Linked DNA regions of Homo sapiens: region 1 is linked to region 2. Evidence: read pairs that join two places in POLR2A ChIA-PET (ENCODE). Cell type or tissue: OCI-LY7. All regions are shown on one strand.

Region 1 (8,000 bases), 130 kb after region 2:
ACTTAAACTCAGAAGTAGACCTCACTTCCTAGTCTGTAAAATGGGGTTAATCACACATAAGATGGGAATTTTATCTGCTTTCTGCCTTAGCTGTCACAAGCAGTATAAAAATGAGAATGTAGTTTAAAAACTTTAAAGTGCTCTGAAATGTAATATTTATCAATAATAGGTAACACTTAATGGTACTTAATATGTACCAGGCATTGCTATAAATGCTTTACATGTCTTATATTTGTTTAACCTTTCCAGCAACATTAATGAGGGAAAAAAATACCCAACGTTAGATCATATTTCCAGTAACAGAGCCACTATTTTAACCCAGGCAGTCTGGCTCCACGACTATGCTCTTGTCTACTGTGCTTATACTGCCTCTCACATGAGTCAGAAACTTGAACCCTGGGTTTAGGGGTTGGGAGAATCTATATAAGAGATAAAAGACAGCCGGGCGCAGTGGCTAACGCTTGTAATCCCAGCACTTTGGGAGCCCGGGGCAGGCGGATCACCTGAGGTCAGGAGTTCAAGACTGCCTGGCCAACGTGGTGAAACCCCATCTCTACTAAAAATACAAAAAAAAATTAGCCAGGCGTGGTGGCACATGCTTGTAATCCCAGCTACTCGGGAGGCTGAAGCAGGAGAATCGCTTCCCAGGAGGCAGAGGTTGCAGTGAGCCGAGATCATGCCATTGCACTCCAGCCTGGGTGGCGAGTGAAACTCTGTCTCAAAAAAAAAAAAAAAGAGAGATAAAAGACATTCATAAGGGTCTGTAAGTTTCTTCCCTGGTCATTTTCATAGGACTGTTGTCTACAGTGGATAGAGCCTTTCTTCAAGGATGATGGGACCTAGTAGTCCCATTTATCTGTGAGACACAGTTGAGAGCCAAAGGATTTAGGAAGAGAAACAACTCTTATACCAGTCGCATGGGCATTTCCATCATAGAAAATTAGGAATAGTATGCATTGTTGCTGTCTCCAAAGCCCCTTGAAGTCTTATAAAAGTCATACTATGAAGCTTAAGCTCCCAGAAAACCAATTGCTCTTACTCCCTAGGTGATGGGCGCTACTCCCTTTTGGGCCAGCCATTACAGTACAATCTGTCCATCTGCCCTCCCTTGCTCCATGGCCAGTCAACTTACACGGTGCACCAGGTAAGGGTGTCCACCAGCAACTGTAGGGCCATCAGACCCCTCTTCTTATTTGGGTGCCTGTGTCTGAGCTTCAACCAGCTGGGTATACAAGGGAAATAACACAGAATGAACAAAGCAGGAGCCTTGCCCTACCTCCTATACTCATGTCTCCCACCCGACCCCCATGCCAAGAGGGAGGGGCTCTTTGTTTCTCAGTCGCTGCTCCATGGCCAACCTGACTGCCTAGTGGGGTGGGGTCCTCTGGGTTGGTGCTACTCCACAATCTCTCAGGCAGACATTCTGATGCAAGGCAGTCAATGTTGTTTACATGGGATGAGAGTCGTCTTTCAAATGTTGAAGGGACAGAGTGGACTGAAGCATGGAAACCGGGGCAAGAGACAAGCACTCAAATCTGCCTCCACTGACCTGGGGACAGCAGATGTTGGTGAGTCACGGGATGCTGAATCCCCAAGAGAAGGTGCCCACCCTTCCAGCGCTTAATTACCAGTCCAGCATGGGTGGGAAAAGCCAGCTTAGGATGGGGAGTGGAAGTGGGACCCTTTGTGCTCAAAAGCAAGCAGAAACTGGAGAAGTGAAGTATCTCAGTCCTCCCTACCAAGCCATCTCAGATTCTGAGGAAGATCATGGTAAAAAGTGGGAATAACACAATTATGGGAGTTGCCTCTTATTAACAAAGAGTTTTCTAATTAGTGTCCTGTCCCTAATCTACGACATCTACCTTTGGTAGTCCTAGACCCAGTTTAGGAGAAGATTGGTAGAGAATATGGGGGAGAAACTCTCGTCCTACAAGCCTCCCACTAGGTGAACAAGATCTGTCTTGGGATTTGGAGCAATTTCCTAAACAAGGAAAGGAAGGGAAACTTGACTTCCTGAGATGATAAGAAGGAAGAATCTATTTGAGCCAGCCTCTGAGTGGGAAGGGAACTATGGAACATATTTCAGATTGATACATTATTGTTAAAGAACATTAGCAAAAGCCACATTTTCTTCATAGCAGTAGCACCTTGTGAGAGAACTGAGGTATAGGTTCTTAGCTCAGAAACCCAGGATTCTGATTCCCTGTCCCTTCTTTCCTGTATCTCTGGGCTAGGAGAATAGAAAGGTTCATTTGTTTTTCTCCTAGTTGCCCTGATCAGAGCTGGGATGGTGGGGAGGGGAAGAAAGGGCTAAGAGAGAAAGGCCAGGCTTTTGAAGACATTGTATACAGACTTAGTCAGCTGGACACTTCTCTGCTGGGCTGCTGTCAAGTCCTTCCTGTCCTATTCCTCTCACAACCATGTCCTCTCTCCTCCCCTTCCAGTCCTGGGGCGGGTGCTGGAGGTGACAGATCTCCCTGAGGGCATCACCCGTACTGAGGCGGACAAACTCTTCACGCAGCTCGCCATGTCTGGCGCCAAGATCCAGTGGCTCAAGGATGCTCAGGGGCTGCCTGGAGGGGGTGGGGGGGACAACAGTGGGACTGCTGAGAATGGCCGCCACTCGGACCTCGCTGCCTTGTACACCATTGTGGCTGTGTTCCCCAGCCCCCTGGCTGCCCAAAATGCCTCCCTTCGTCTCAACAACTCCGTGAGTCGCTTCAAACTTCGAATGGCCAAAAAGAACTATGACCTGAGGATCCTGGAGCGAGCCAGCTCCCAATAAATGGAGGAGGGGAAAGGGACTGTCACAGAAGGAGCAAGGGCAGGGTGGAGGGGGTTGAAGGATCCTGACAGACCATGGACAGAGGCAGGAAGTAAGGAAACTGATGTTAAACTGGAACCTAAGACAGTGATGAAGATGGAAACACAGATACCTACACTGGCATTGGACTCCTTCTTGCTCCCCTGCCATGGGTCCTCTCTTTTTCCCTGGTTGACCCCCCTTGCATCACTCTTCTTCCCATCCTCTTCTTTTTTTTTTTTTTTTTTTTTTTGAGACGGAGTTTCGCTCTTGTCACCCCAGCTGGAGTGCAGTAGCACGATCTTGGCTAACTGCAACCTCCAGCTCCTGGGTTCAGGTGATTCTCCTGCCTCAGCCTCCCAAGTAGCTGGCACTACAGACACGCGCCACCATGCCCGGCTAATTTTTGTATTTTTAGTAGAGACGGAGTTTCACCATGTTGGCCAGGCTGGCCTCAAACTCCTGACCTCAGGTGATCCACCTGCCTTGGCCTTCCAGAGTGCTGGGATTACAGGCGTGAGCCACTGTGCCTGGCTTCCATCCTCTTCTATCATTTTTTTAAATCTCTTCTCCTATCATAAAATTAATTTCTCATTTTTTGGTCAGGTAGAATTGGGAAAGTCCCACACTGTCCTCCTATTACCTTAACATCCCAAGCTTCCTTTCCTTTTTTGGTCTTTATGAATATATTTATATGGACAGAATTAAGATAAACAAAATTGATTGCCCCATTCTCTCACTTCCCCATCTTGTCTTCCTAGACCCCACAGAGTTAAAACTTGGGATTCCCCTGGCCCCCCCAGAACACTTGTATATTGTTTGTTTGAGGTTCGTGCCGCAGTAACAGACACAGTATTTAATTGCACATACAGATGTTTGCTGGGTATATTCACTGTAAATTTTATTTAATCTGTTTTTTTGTTTGTTTGGGGGTTATTTGGGGGGAGGTTGGTTTTGTTTTTAAATATAAAAAAAAAAATCTGTCACTGGACATCAGTCACTGTTTCTCTGTTGCCGCCCTGGTATGGGTAAAGGGTTGGAGGCCCTGGGTAGGTATAGCCCTACAGCTGTTGGAGGTGTTTGTCGTGGGTTGGGATGGCTTTCTCTAGCATACGCACACTATTTTAACACCATTCCCTCTGTCTCATCCTCTTCCCTGTACACGGTTCTGATAGATGGCTAGATCTCTAATGGGACCATGGCTTTGGGCTCTCCCGGTTCTGCCACTGTGGTTCATCGAGCATATCACTTCTCAACTCTGGATCTGTGTCCAGATCAGTAAAATAAGAGACTTGGACTTAGTAGGTGACCTCTAGGTTTCCTTCCAGACTATTAATTCTGTGGTACTGTGTACTCATTTAGGGCCCTTGTAGTTGAGTTTTGAGATAGGGTCTTGCTCTGTCACCCAGGCTGGAGTGCAGTGGCAGATCTCAGCTGACTGCAGCCGCCTCCCGTGTTCAAGCGATTCTTGTGCCTCAGTCTCCCGAGTAGCTGGGATTACAGGCGCGATCTAGCATGCCTGGCTAATCTTTTTTTTTTTTTTTTTTGCTATTTTTGGCAGAGACAGGGTTTTACCATGTTGCCCAGGCTGGTCTTGAACTCCTGGGCTCAAGTGATCTCCCGCCTTGGCCTCCTAAAGTGCTGGGATTACAGGCATGAGCCACCACTCCCAGCCCAGCTCGTCTTCTGAAAACCCTTTAGGGATGGAGAACTTGGGCCTTTCTTTTTTTTTTTTTTTTGAGATGGAGTCTCGCCCTGTTGCCCAGGCTGGAGTGCAGTGGCGCGATATCTCGGCTCACTGCAACCTCCACCTCCCGAGTTCAAGCAGTTCTCCTGCCTCAGCCTCCTGAGTAGCTGTGCCCCATCGTGCCCAGCTAATTTTTGTATTTTTAGTTGACATGGGGTTTCACCATGTTGGCCAGGCTGGTCTCGAACTCCTGACCTTGTGATCCACCCGCCTCGGCCTTCCAAAGTGCTGTGATTACAGGCGTGAGCCACCGTGCCTGGCTGCCTTTCTTTAATCCTAAAGCTGGAGGATTGGGTTTTACCTGTCAGGGACAGAAGCAGATTTTTATTACAATGAAAGCTACAGCAACTGAACTCGCAGTGCCAAGATGCTGTATTATCCAAACATGCTCAGCAGTCCCTGTCCTATGTGGCTGAAAAAAGACGAAGAGCAGAAGTCATCTTGCCTGCAAGATGGAGCTTTTCCTTTAGAGCATCTCAAAGCAAGCCCTGTTGTTCTGCAGCCTGTCAGAGCAGGGCCATTAAAGAACCTGCAGAGTCAGAACCATCCTGCACCCCCTTTTCAAACTCCCCCCTTAAATAGAAAAAAGTAGTGGGTGAGAATGACAAAGCACGTTGCCCTGGAAATCTCTTGGGTCCAAGTAGCTGTATCCCTAACGACGATCCTACAGGAGCTTGCCTGACCCAGTCTCCAACACAGTCCTTTATTTCTTACAGATACAAGGAATAGAGCAGCACTGCATTGCCACCTCTAAATTGCTCTCCCCTGAGATGGGAGTATCTCCTCTTTCATCCATGTCACAGCCCAAAGAGTAGAAGGGTGCACCCCTGTGAGATGAGAATGGCATCTGTCTCTTTGATCCATCAGTTATATACTGAGGCATCAAAGGTGGGAGATGGAATCAGGGAATCAAAAGGGTTTAGGAAGTGTGAGGGTTGGCCATCCTACCTTTAAGAGTTTGCAGTTCTCATGAGGAAGGGGACATTACTTAGAAATGATTTAAAAAATTCCTTATGTGGCAGCTATATGCTTCTGTCCAGTGTTAACTGGCCCTTTTTAATAGCCCTGGTAATTCCCTTCAGTCTGAGGACAAAATTTTACAAGAAGGAGGGTGGGGAGATGTCTCTGGGAGCTGCTGGAGGGAATGAAGCAATACTACATATTCTTCACTTTCTTACAGGATAGCAAAGTACTCCTCCAACCACCTACAGATAAAAAGCAATCTAGCCATGCACGGTGGCTCACACCTGTAATCCTAGCACTTTGGGAGGCCAAGGCAGGCGGATCACCTGAGGTCAGGGGTTCGAGACCAGCCTGGCCAACATGGTGAAACCCCATCTGTACTAAAAATACAAAAATTACCTTGGCGTGGTGGTGGGCGCCTGTAATCCCAGCTACTTAGGAGGCTGAGGCAGGAGAATCGCTTGAACCTGGGAGGTTGCAGTGAGCCCGGATCGCTTCATTGCACTCCAGCCTGGGCAACAAGAGCAAGACTCTGTCTCAAAAAAAAAAAAAAAAAAGCCATCTAGTATGGCTGATAGGAGAGCTCTATGAGTTCAAATTAGTCTTTTTTTACCCTGTCTCAAAAAATAAATGAAAAATAAAAATAAACTCCCCTTAAATGTTAAATGAGCATGAACAGAAACTGTCCCTTCCTGAATTCAGCCATTATTCACCTGTTCGCCTTAGATGAAGAATCAAGGAACAGCAGCTCTAGGGGGTTGGGAGGAGTTAGGGTCCGGCCCTGCCCCAGACCTCTCAGTGTCCAATTTCTCTGTGTCAGCTGTGTTTCTCAGCTGTCCACTTTCCTCCAGCCCTGTCATTTCAGCCCTGACACCAAGGCAGGAGGCTAGGAGGTCTACAAATAGCGACTGGGTAGCTGGTGTGAACACAGGGGGTACTGGGGGGGCTTAGCCCCCAAGGAAGAGGACCAGTTTTTCCCCAGCACCACCATCAAGGCCTCGAGGCTCCCAGCTCCCTCTACAGCCTGTGGACTGACTTAGGGAATCCCGAACGTAAGTTACCTCTTCATCCTCTTGATTTCCACGACTGCTCACCCCAGCTGCCCTGATCTATAATCTACTCAGCTTCTTCATTTCTCTCCTTGTCTGTGAGTCTTTTGGGTTTTAGGCGTAAAATTATTATTCTACTCTAGGATGAGTTTGGATTGAAGCGGGGGGTGGGGGTGGGGGTGGGGTGAAGGGAATGAAGTAGTAAGGGAAGGAAAGGCTCATATTACCCTGAAAACTTAAAATAGCTGAGCCCTGAGGCAGGCTGGGACAGAACTAGGCACAGGGCCCCCAGGGCTCAAGAAAAAAGTAGGGGAGGACAAATGTCTCCAGTCCATCCTTCCTTGTGTGCACACGAGGACACACATTAAACCTCTTGAAGAGAGGAGATCTGGGAAGGTATGCATCACATCTCTGTTGCCCACAGATTTCCAGGAGAAACAAAGTACCTATAGGAAAATGACGTAAACCACGCAGCTTTGAACACTGTGTAAGGGCTGTAAACTATGGGGTCGCCCCTCAGGATGGAAGGATGAGTATCAGTTTGAGGAACTAATTGGGAAGCTCTTTAGTCTGTTGGGCTTTTTTTTTTTTTTTTTTTTTTTTTTTGAGACGAAGTCTTGCTCTGTCACCCAGGCTGGAGGGCAGTGGCACAATCCCGGCTCACTGCAACCTCCGCCTCCCGGGTTCAAGCGATTATCCTTCCTCAGCTTCCTGAGTGGATGGGATTACAGGCGTCCGCCACCACACCCGGCTAATTTTTATATATTTAGTAGAGATGGGGTTTCACCATGTTGGCCAGGCTAGTCTTGAACTCCTGATCTCTAGTGATCCGCCTGCCTCAGCCTCCCAAAGTGCTGGGATTACAGGCATGCACCACCACACCCGGCCATGTTAAGCTTTTTTCTAGACCTCCATGAAATCTGTTAATAAAACCTGCCAAAGGATCTGTATTTGGCCCAGTGCAGTGGCTCACGCCTGTCTCAACAATTTGGGAGGTTGAAACAGGAAGATTGCTTGAGCTAGTTCGGGACCAGCCTAGGCAACAAAGCAAGACCATGTCTCTACAAAAAATAAAAAAGTAGCCAGGTAGTGTGCACCTTGTGTTCCAGCTACTCAGGAAGCTGAGGTAGGGGGATCGCTTCAGGCTGGGAGGTCGAGGCTGCAGTGAGCCATGATCACGCCACTGCACTCCAGCCTGGGTGACAGAGTGAGACCCCATCTCAACAGTAACAACAGCAAAATCTCTCATCACATTTCTCCGAAAGCCTCCCCTTTGAGGACCACCCTACTGCAAGGGACAGAAAGGGAGAGAAGAATGAAAGGGATTAGATTTCATAGTGGGGTCCAACCTCTTGCAGGATGACAGAAAAGGAGGTGCTGGAGTCCCCTAAGCCCTCCTTCCCAGCAGAGACTCGGCAAAGTGGGGTGAGTCTGGGCC
Region 2 (8,000 bases):
TCTTCCAGATTTTACAAATTGTGATCCCAATGTATTAAAGAAGACTTAATAATAACACAAAATAATAGCTAACCTTTATTTATTTATTTAGAGACAGGGTCTCACTCCAGGTTGGAGTGCAACGGCGTGACCACAGCTCACTGCAGCCTTGACCTCCTTGGCTCAAGCGATCCTCTCACCTCAGCCTCCCAAGTAGCTGGGACTACAGGCATGCACCACCACATTCGGCTAATAAAAAAATTTTTTTTGGCTGGGCGCTGTGGCTCACGCCTATAATCCCAGAACTTTGGGAGGCCAAGGCCGGTGGATCACCTGAGGTCAGGAGTTCAAGACTTTACTAAAAATACAAAAATTAGCCGGGCCTGGTGGTGCATGCCTGTAAACCCAGCTATTCAGGAGGCTGAGGCATGAGAATTGCTTGAACCCGGGAGGCAGAGGTTGCAGTGAGAGGTTGCAGTCAGGCGAGATTGCGCCATTGCACTCCAGACTGGGCAACAAGAGCGAGACTCCGTCTCAATAAATAAATAAATAAAAATTATTTTATTTTTTATTTAGTTATTTATTTTTGAGATGGAGTCTCTCTCTGTCGCCCAGGCTGGAGTGCAGTGGCATGATCTCAGCTCACTGCAAGCTCCGCCTCCTGGGTTCAAGCCATTCTCCTGCCTCAGCCTCCCAAGTAGCTGGGACTGCAGGTGCCTGCCACCACGCCTGGCTAATTTTTTGTATTTTTAGTAGAGACAGGGTTTCACTGTGTTAGCCAGGATGGTCTCTATCTCCTGACCTGGTGATCGGCCCTCCTCGGCCTCCCAAAGTGCTGGGATTACAGGTGTGAGCCAGCCCTTTTTTTTTTTTTTTTTTTTTGTAGGCTGGGCTCACGCCTTTCATCCCAGCACTTTGAGAGGCTGAGGCAGGCAGATTACTTGAGGTCAGGAGTTTCAGACCAGCCTGGCCAACATGGTGAAACCCTGTCTATACTAAAAATACAAAAATTAGCTGGGCATGTTGGTGCATGCCTATAATTCCAGGTGCTCAGGAGGCTGAGGCAGGAGAATTGCTTGAGGCCAGGAGTCTGAGACCAGCCTGGACAACATAGTGAAACTTTACAAAAAAAAAAAACCAAATTAGCCAGATGTGTTGGTGTGTGCTTATAGTCCCAGGTATTTGGGAGACTGAGGTAGGAGGATCTCTTGAGCCTAGGAGGTTGAGGATGCAGTGAGCCACGATTGTGTCATTGCACTCTAGCCTGAACAATAGAGACCCTGCCTCCAAAAAGAAAAAAAAAGTCTGGGTGCAGTGGCTCATACCTGTAGTCCCAGCACTTTGGGAGGTTGAGTTGGGAGGATCACTTGAATCCAGGAGTTAGAGACCAGCCTGGGCAACATAGGGAGACCCCCATCTCTACAAAAGTGAAAAAAAAAAATTAGCCAGGCATGGTGGTGCATGTGTATAGTTTCAGCTACTCAGGAGGCTGATAGGAGGATTGCTTGAGTCTGAGAGGTTGAGGCTGCAGTGAGTCATGATTATACCACTACACTCCAGCCTGGGCCTCAGAGCGAGACCCTGTGTGTTTATGTCTCTGTCTCTCTCTCTCTCTATCTCTATCCCCTCTCTCTATATGTATGTATATATAAAATTGCAATTCTCAGCCTGCCCACCTAATTCTCACTTTCCTGTGAATAACATCAATAAACATGTCACATTTTAGTTGTGATTTATGAAGTCGATACCATTTTCCTTCTCTCAGTAAGTTATATTGTTTAATTCTAGAATCCTATTTTCTTTTCTTTATTAGAGATACATCTGAATTTTATCTTTTTGATGGGATTCATTTGCCCATTCTTTTTTTTTTTTTTTTTTTGAGATGGAGTCTTGTTCTGTCGCCCAGGCTGGAGTGCAGTGGTACGATCTCGGCTCACTGCAACTTCCGCCTCCTGGATTCAAGAGATTCTCCTGCCTCAACCTCCCGAGTAGCTGGGATTACACTACAGATGCCCAGCTAATTTCTGTATTTTTTGTAGAAACAGGGTTTCGCCATGTTGGCCAGGCTGGTCTTAAACTCCTGACCTTGTGATCCACCCACTTTGGCCTCCCAAAGTGCTGGCATTACAGGCGTGAGCCACCGTGCCCGGCCTCATTTGCCCATTCATTCTTATTTTTATGTTAATTTTTTTGAGACGGAGTTTCGCTTTTGTTGCCCAAGTTGGAGTGCAATGGCGTGATATCAGCTCACTGCAACCTCTGCCTCCCGGGTTCAAGTGATTCTCCTGTCTCCGCCTCCCAAGTAGCAGGGATTACAGGTGTGCACCACCACGCTCGACTATTGTTTTGCATTTTTAGTAGAAACGGGGTTTCACCATGTTAGCCAGGCTGGTCTCGAATGCCTGACCTCAGGTGATCCTTCCGTCTCTGCCTCCGAAAGTGCTGGGATTACAGGTGTGGGCCACCGTGCCCGGCCTGCCCATTCTTTCTTTCTGCCCACCTCTCCAATTCCTTGAGCATTGCAGTGGATGTTTAATTTTGAGAATACTAATTAGCTTCAGTAATTACACACCTTGAGGCATTTCAGGATATTTATAGCATTGTAGTTTCGGTCTTGATATGTTGTAGCTTTTTGGCTTTTGTGTCTTTTTTTTTAAGAAAGCTTTGAATTTTGTTCAGAGAAGATTTGTGTTAATCCATCTAAGTGGAATTCAGGGGTATTAGAAGTTTGTTTTGTCAGTGCCCAAGAATATCATATTTGTATTTTGTTCATAGCATTTTGAGGTCACCAAGAGTTTTAAGATGATGTCTTTTGTTGTAGACAAGTTTCGGAATCAGACCAGTATGGAGGATGCAATCTTATTGTGTCTTTGAATAAGTACCCAGGCTAGTATGGGGACTTGTGTAACACAGAAAGAACATCTGCAACCTTCCCCTTGTTGCCACACTTTAATTTGCAGTTAGGCTTTGCAGGATGTGTTGCTGTATTCTCTTTTCCCAGCCATCATTCTGTCTACCTGCAAGGGTCTTTTGTGTAATATTAGTGTCATTTAAATCTGTTTCAGAATAGATTTGATTCTGAATCACTTACTTCTATAATATTTTAACCTTTAGTTGGGAAATGAACTTTCATCAGAAAGATAAAAATGGATTGATTAAGGAAATTTGAAAAACAATATGTTTTTGAGAGTGTCATGGTGTATAGGATATAGTTCATAGACTTGGCTTTGAGTTTTTAGGAGTTAATAGGATTGAATTATTCAAGACTCAAGAGAAACAGGAAGAAAGGTTTCGTTTTCCTACCTGCTTTTTTGGACTTCTTTCTGTTACATCCTATTACATTTGGAGCTTAAAACTAGAGCTTCAGTACAACTTAGTTAATTGAATTATGCTAGTAATTCTCTCTGGTGAGATTATGTATGGAGTTACTGAGTATTTTTAGTATGCCTATGTAGACAGGTAAGGAAGATAAGTTGAAGAGATCAGAAATACCTTTATATTAAATATATATTCTAATATTCATTAATTTCATTTTTAAGGAAACTGTCCTGAAGTTAGAGGAAGCACTAAGTGAAGTAGCCATATATATATAATTTATTTTCTGGTCAGGCCAAGCTGGCTTACATATTATATTGTATATATTACATATATAGGCTTATATTTTGATGTTGGAATATTAGATAACCACTTCATATTTGCTTTTTGTGGCCAATAGCTTATTTAACAAATACTTAATCATTGTGTCAGAGCTATCTGAGAGTAAGGGATATAGCAGTGAAGAAACAGAAAAAAATCCCTTCCCTTATTGAGCTTATCGTTTTTTTCATTTTCTATTTTTTTTTTGAGACGGATTTTCGCTCTTGTTGCCCAGGCTGGAGTGCAATGGTGCAATCTCAGCTCACCACAACCTCCTCCTCCCAGGTTCAAGCTGTTCTCCTGCCTCAGCCTCCCGAGTAGCTGGGATTACAGGCATGCGTCACCACGCCAGGCTTATTTTGTATTTTTAGTAGAGACAGGGTTTCTCCATGTTGGTCAGACTGGTCTCAAACTTCTGAACTCAGGTGATCTGCCTGCCTCGGCCTCCCAAAGTGCTGGGATTACAGGCATGAGCTACCGCATCTGGCCTCATTTTCCAATTTTTTATTGTGTTAAAATCCACATAACAGAATTTGCCATCTTAACCATAACATAAAATTTACCATTTTAACAGAATTAACCCTCTTAACAGTTCAGTGGTATTAAATACATTTATGATGTCATGCAGCCATCACCACCAATCCTTCTCCATAATTATTTTCATTTTGTAAAACTGAGAAATTTTGTACTCATAAAACAATAATTCCCCATTCTCCTCTCCCCCTTTCCCCCAGCCCTGGCAAGTACCATTCTACTTTCCGTCTTCTATGATTTTGAATATTCTAACTACCTCATATAAGTGGAATTATACAGAATTTGTCGTTTTGTGACTGGCTTTAGCGTGTCGTCAAGGTTATCCATGTTGCAGCATATGTCAGAATTTCCTTTTTAAGGCTGAATATTATTCTGTTGCATGTATATACCACATTTGGAACAAATCCATTCATTTGTTGATAAACACTTGCTTCTACCATGTAGCTATTATGAATAGTGCTGCTATGAACATGGATGTACAAATATCTGTTTGAGACCCTATTTTCAATTCTTTTGAATATATACCCAGAAGTAGAATTGCTGAATCAGAACTTAGACTTTAGTGAGAAGAATGAAAAATAGGCTGGGTGCAGTGACCTGTAATTGCAGCACTTTGGGAGGCCAAAGCAGAAGGATGTCTTGAGTCCAGGAGTTTGAGACCAGCCTGGGCAACATGGCAAAACGCTGTCTCTACAAAATACACAAAAAATTAGCCAGTCGTGGTGGCATATGCCTGTAGTCTCAGCTACTAGGGAGGCTGAGGTGGGAGGATCACTTGAGCCTGGGGTTAAGGCTGCAGTGAATCTTGAGTGCACCACTGCACACCAGCCTGGACAACAGAGCAAGACCCTGTTTCAAAAAAAAGAAAAATAATACCACCAGACAGACCAAGATGGAATCCATGAAAGCAAATCCTTAAAATGAGACCCACAAACAGCTCTCTTGATTATAGTTTATCTGAAATTGGCTCTACTTTTTTGCCCTTTCATGTCCCCTTTTTGCCCATGATAGGAAACAGAGTGATGACATAGCATGTAATAATAGTTTCATTTTGTTACAGATTTGCTGTGGGCCAGACACCCTGCAAAATTACTTTGAAAATTATATAATCACAGTATCCTATGAAAGGTGTTTTTTGTTTGTTTGTTTTTTGTTGAGACAGTGTCTTGCTCTGTTACCCAGGCTGGAGTGCAGTGGCATGATCTCAGCTCACTTTAACCTCCGCCTCCTGGGTTCAAGAGATTCTCTTGCTTCAGCCTCCCTTCAGCCTCCCGCGTAGCTGGGATTACAGGCATGCACCACCACACCTGGCTAATTTTTGTATTTTTAGTAGAGATGGGGTTTTACCACGTTGGTCAGGCTGGTCTCAAACTCCTGACCTCAAGCAATCCGCCCACCTCGGCCTCCCAAACTTCTGAGATTACAGGTGTGAGCCACTGCCCCTGGCCGAAAGGTTTCAACTTGCTTATTTTACATTGAGATAAAGAGAGGCTTAGAGAGGTGATTACTTATCTAGGATCACAAAGCCTGGTATGTGATAGGGCTAGGTAGGCATGGTCCTAATGTTATCAAGCAAAAGGGGCTTGCTGCCCAATGCACTACAAGCCAATACTATGACACTGAGTTTTTGAGAAAAGAAAAGCTTATATTGCCAGTTGACTCACAGGAGTCAAGCTCAAATCTGTCTCCTGGTGCAGTAATTTTATTAGAACAGGTTTAGCGGGTAGATTCTGGGATTACTAGGTGATTGGTGGAAGGAAAGGGGAGGTCTAGAAAGTCCTTGGCAGTACCCAGTTATCTCTTCATGACTCCTCATGGGTCCCATGTTCAAATTTGGGAGGAGTTAATATGAAGCATGTGGTGGCAATTCAGGCTGTGATGACGCTCCTTCAGAGTGAACTCTAGTTGGCTATATTGGTTGCAACTGATTTCAGCCAGTTTTGTTATCTTACAAGCAGAAGGAGTTTCAGTGTTTCAGAAAGTTGTTTCTTATCTGCTATCTTGCAAACTCAAGACTTTCTGTTAGTTACTGGTTTAAGTTTTTGGGGCATGGTTTTACTAACAACTTCAGTCCCTGGGCAACAGCATGAATGGAAGCCCACATTCCATATTTTTAATTTTTTTTTTTTTTCTGAGACCAAGTCTCTTTTATTTATTTATTTATTTATTTATTTAGCGTGGACCCAAGGAGTGAGCAGCAGCAAGATTTATTGCAAAGAGCGAAAAAACAAAGCTTCCACAGCATGGAAGGGGACCCAAGTGGGTTGCCCCTTTTTTAAAATTTTTTTTTATTTTTTATTTTTTTTACTGAGTCTCATTCTTTTGCCCAGGCTAGAGTGCAGTGGTGTCATCTCGGCTCATTGCAACCGCCGCCTCCTGAGTTCAAGTGATTCTTCTGTCTCAGCCTCCCAAGTAGCTGGGATTACAGGCACTTGCCACCACACCTGGCTAATTTTTGTATTTTTTAGTAGAGATGGGACTTCGTCATGTTGGCCAGGCTGGTGTCAAACTCCTGACCTCAGGTGATCCGCCTGCCTCAGCCTCCCAAAGTGTTGGGAGTATAGGTGTGAGCCACTGCCCCCGTCCCCATATTTCTAAATATTTAGTAGTTATAAATCAAGATTTTTAAAAAAGGAACTTAATAATTTTATTTCACTACAGCCTTGAACTTCTGGCTTCAAGTGAACCTCCTGCCTCATCTTCCTGAGTAGCTGGGACCACAGGCATGTGCCACCTCACCCAGTAAATCAAAATTAAAAAACTGTTAGAACTTTGAGGGGAAATTATTTTTTGAGACAGAATAGGATGGTTCAGGGATATCCTACAAGCCTAGTCTCCATCTGTACCCTTCCCGTTGTTTGTCCCTTGCCCACCATTCAGGCAATGGAACGTGTATAACAGAAGGTTATTGTCCATGGAAGGACAAAGTTTGAGATGAGAAGAAATCCACTGAAGGCCCTGATTGGGGTTTGGGGCTGCTTAGGCAGGAAAACCTGGGATCTGGAGCATAGCTGAGAGTAGTCGAGTAAGGCTCTTCAGGTAGGTATGTCCTCTGGTCCCATGGACATCTTGCCCTGAGGGCATGGGCAAGTCAGAGGAGGGTCATAGTGGTTCTATCTTCAATGAAGGACCCAGAATAGGTCCAAGACCAAGAGTGCCAGAACTCAAAACTGGGCCCCTTTGACCATGCTGTCTGTTGTTAATAGTAAGAAAGCCTGGGTTTACAGAATGAGATGATGGCTTACTCTGGTTGATGGAGAGGGGTTAGAAAGCAGCTGATCTGGCTGGGCATGGTGGCTCACGCCTGTAATCCCAGCACTTTGGGAGGCCGAGGTGGGTGGATCACGAGGTCAGGAGATCGAGACCATCCTGGCTAACATAGTGAAACCCTGTCTCTACTAAAAATACAAAATATTAGCTGCACATGGTGGTGTGGGCCTGTAATCCCAGCTACTCGGGAGGCTGAGGCGGGAGAATTGCTTGAACCAGGGAGTCAGAGGTTGTAGTGAGCCGAGATTGCACCGCTGCACTCCAGCCTGGCGACAGAGCAAGACTCCGTCTCAAAAAAAAAAAAAAAAGCAGCTGATCTGACCTGGATAAGTACTTTAAATGGACCATATTTTGAAAGAACCAGCCTGTTTCTCCTTTGAAAATACAGTTTAGTATTTACTCATAGAGTCTAGAGAATTTAAGAATTGAAAAAACGCTGCTTCTTCCAAGTGCATTCTGTTCTGGTCTTTGCACAGTGTAAGTTGAATGGCACAGTTATGAAGAGATATAGCCATTTTTTTCCTCTAAAAATAGGTGAGGCAGGAGCATATTCATCTGATATTCATCTGATTATATGTTGG

The links. ChIA-PET counts read pairs that join two places held together with the same protein. Peaks named below come from ENCODE experiments on the same cell type or tissue, not always from the same donor. Only the 100,000 strongest peaks of a DNase experiment are listed, where the experiment ranks them.
Region 1: POLR2A ChIA-PET joins it to region 2 with 10 read pairs; 7 of 35 experiments call an interaction of 5 or more read pairs at or near these places.

What each region holds. Positions count from the first base shown.
Region 1 is chr12:57,249,558-57,257,557 of GRCh38, reverse strand. STAC3 (SH3 and cysteine rich domain 3) reads left to right here and starts at 6,371. Exons shown (of 12, transcript NM_145064.3): 1 at 6,371-6,565; 2 at 7,921-7,987. The coding sequence starts at 7,922. It overlaps R3HDM2 (R3H domain containing 2), which reads left to right. Exons shown (of 24, transcript NM_001394031.1): 22 at 1,047-1,144; 23 at 1,484-1,568; 24 at 2,445-3,794. The coding sequence ends at 2,785. In OCI-LY7, a CTCF peak has its summit at 7,983; no DNase peak of the experiment used is centred here.
Region 2 is chr12:57,375,403-57,383,402 of GRCh38, reverse strand. The region is part of intron 2 of R3HDM2 (R3H domain containing 2); the gene reads left to right. Among named protein-coding and RNA genes, the nearest start is that of R3HDM2, 52 kb to the left of the region's middle. In OCI-LY7, no CTCF peak of the experiment used is centred here; no DNase peak of the experiment used is centred here.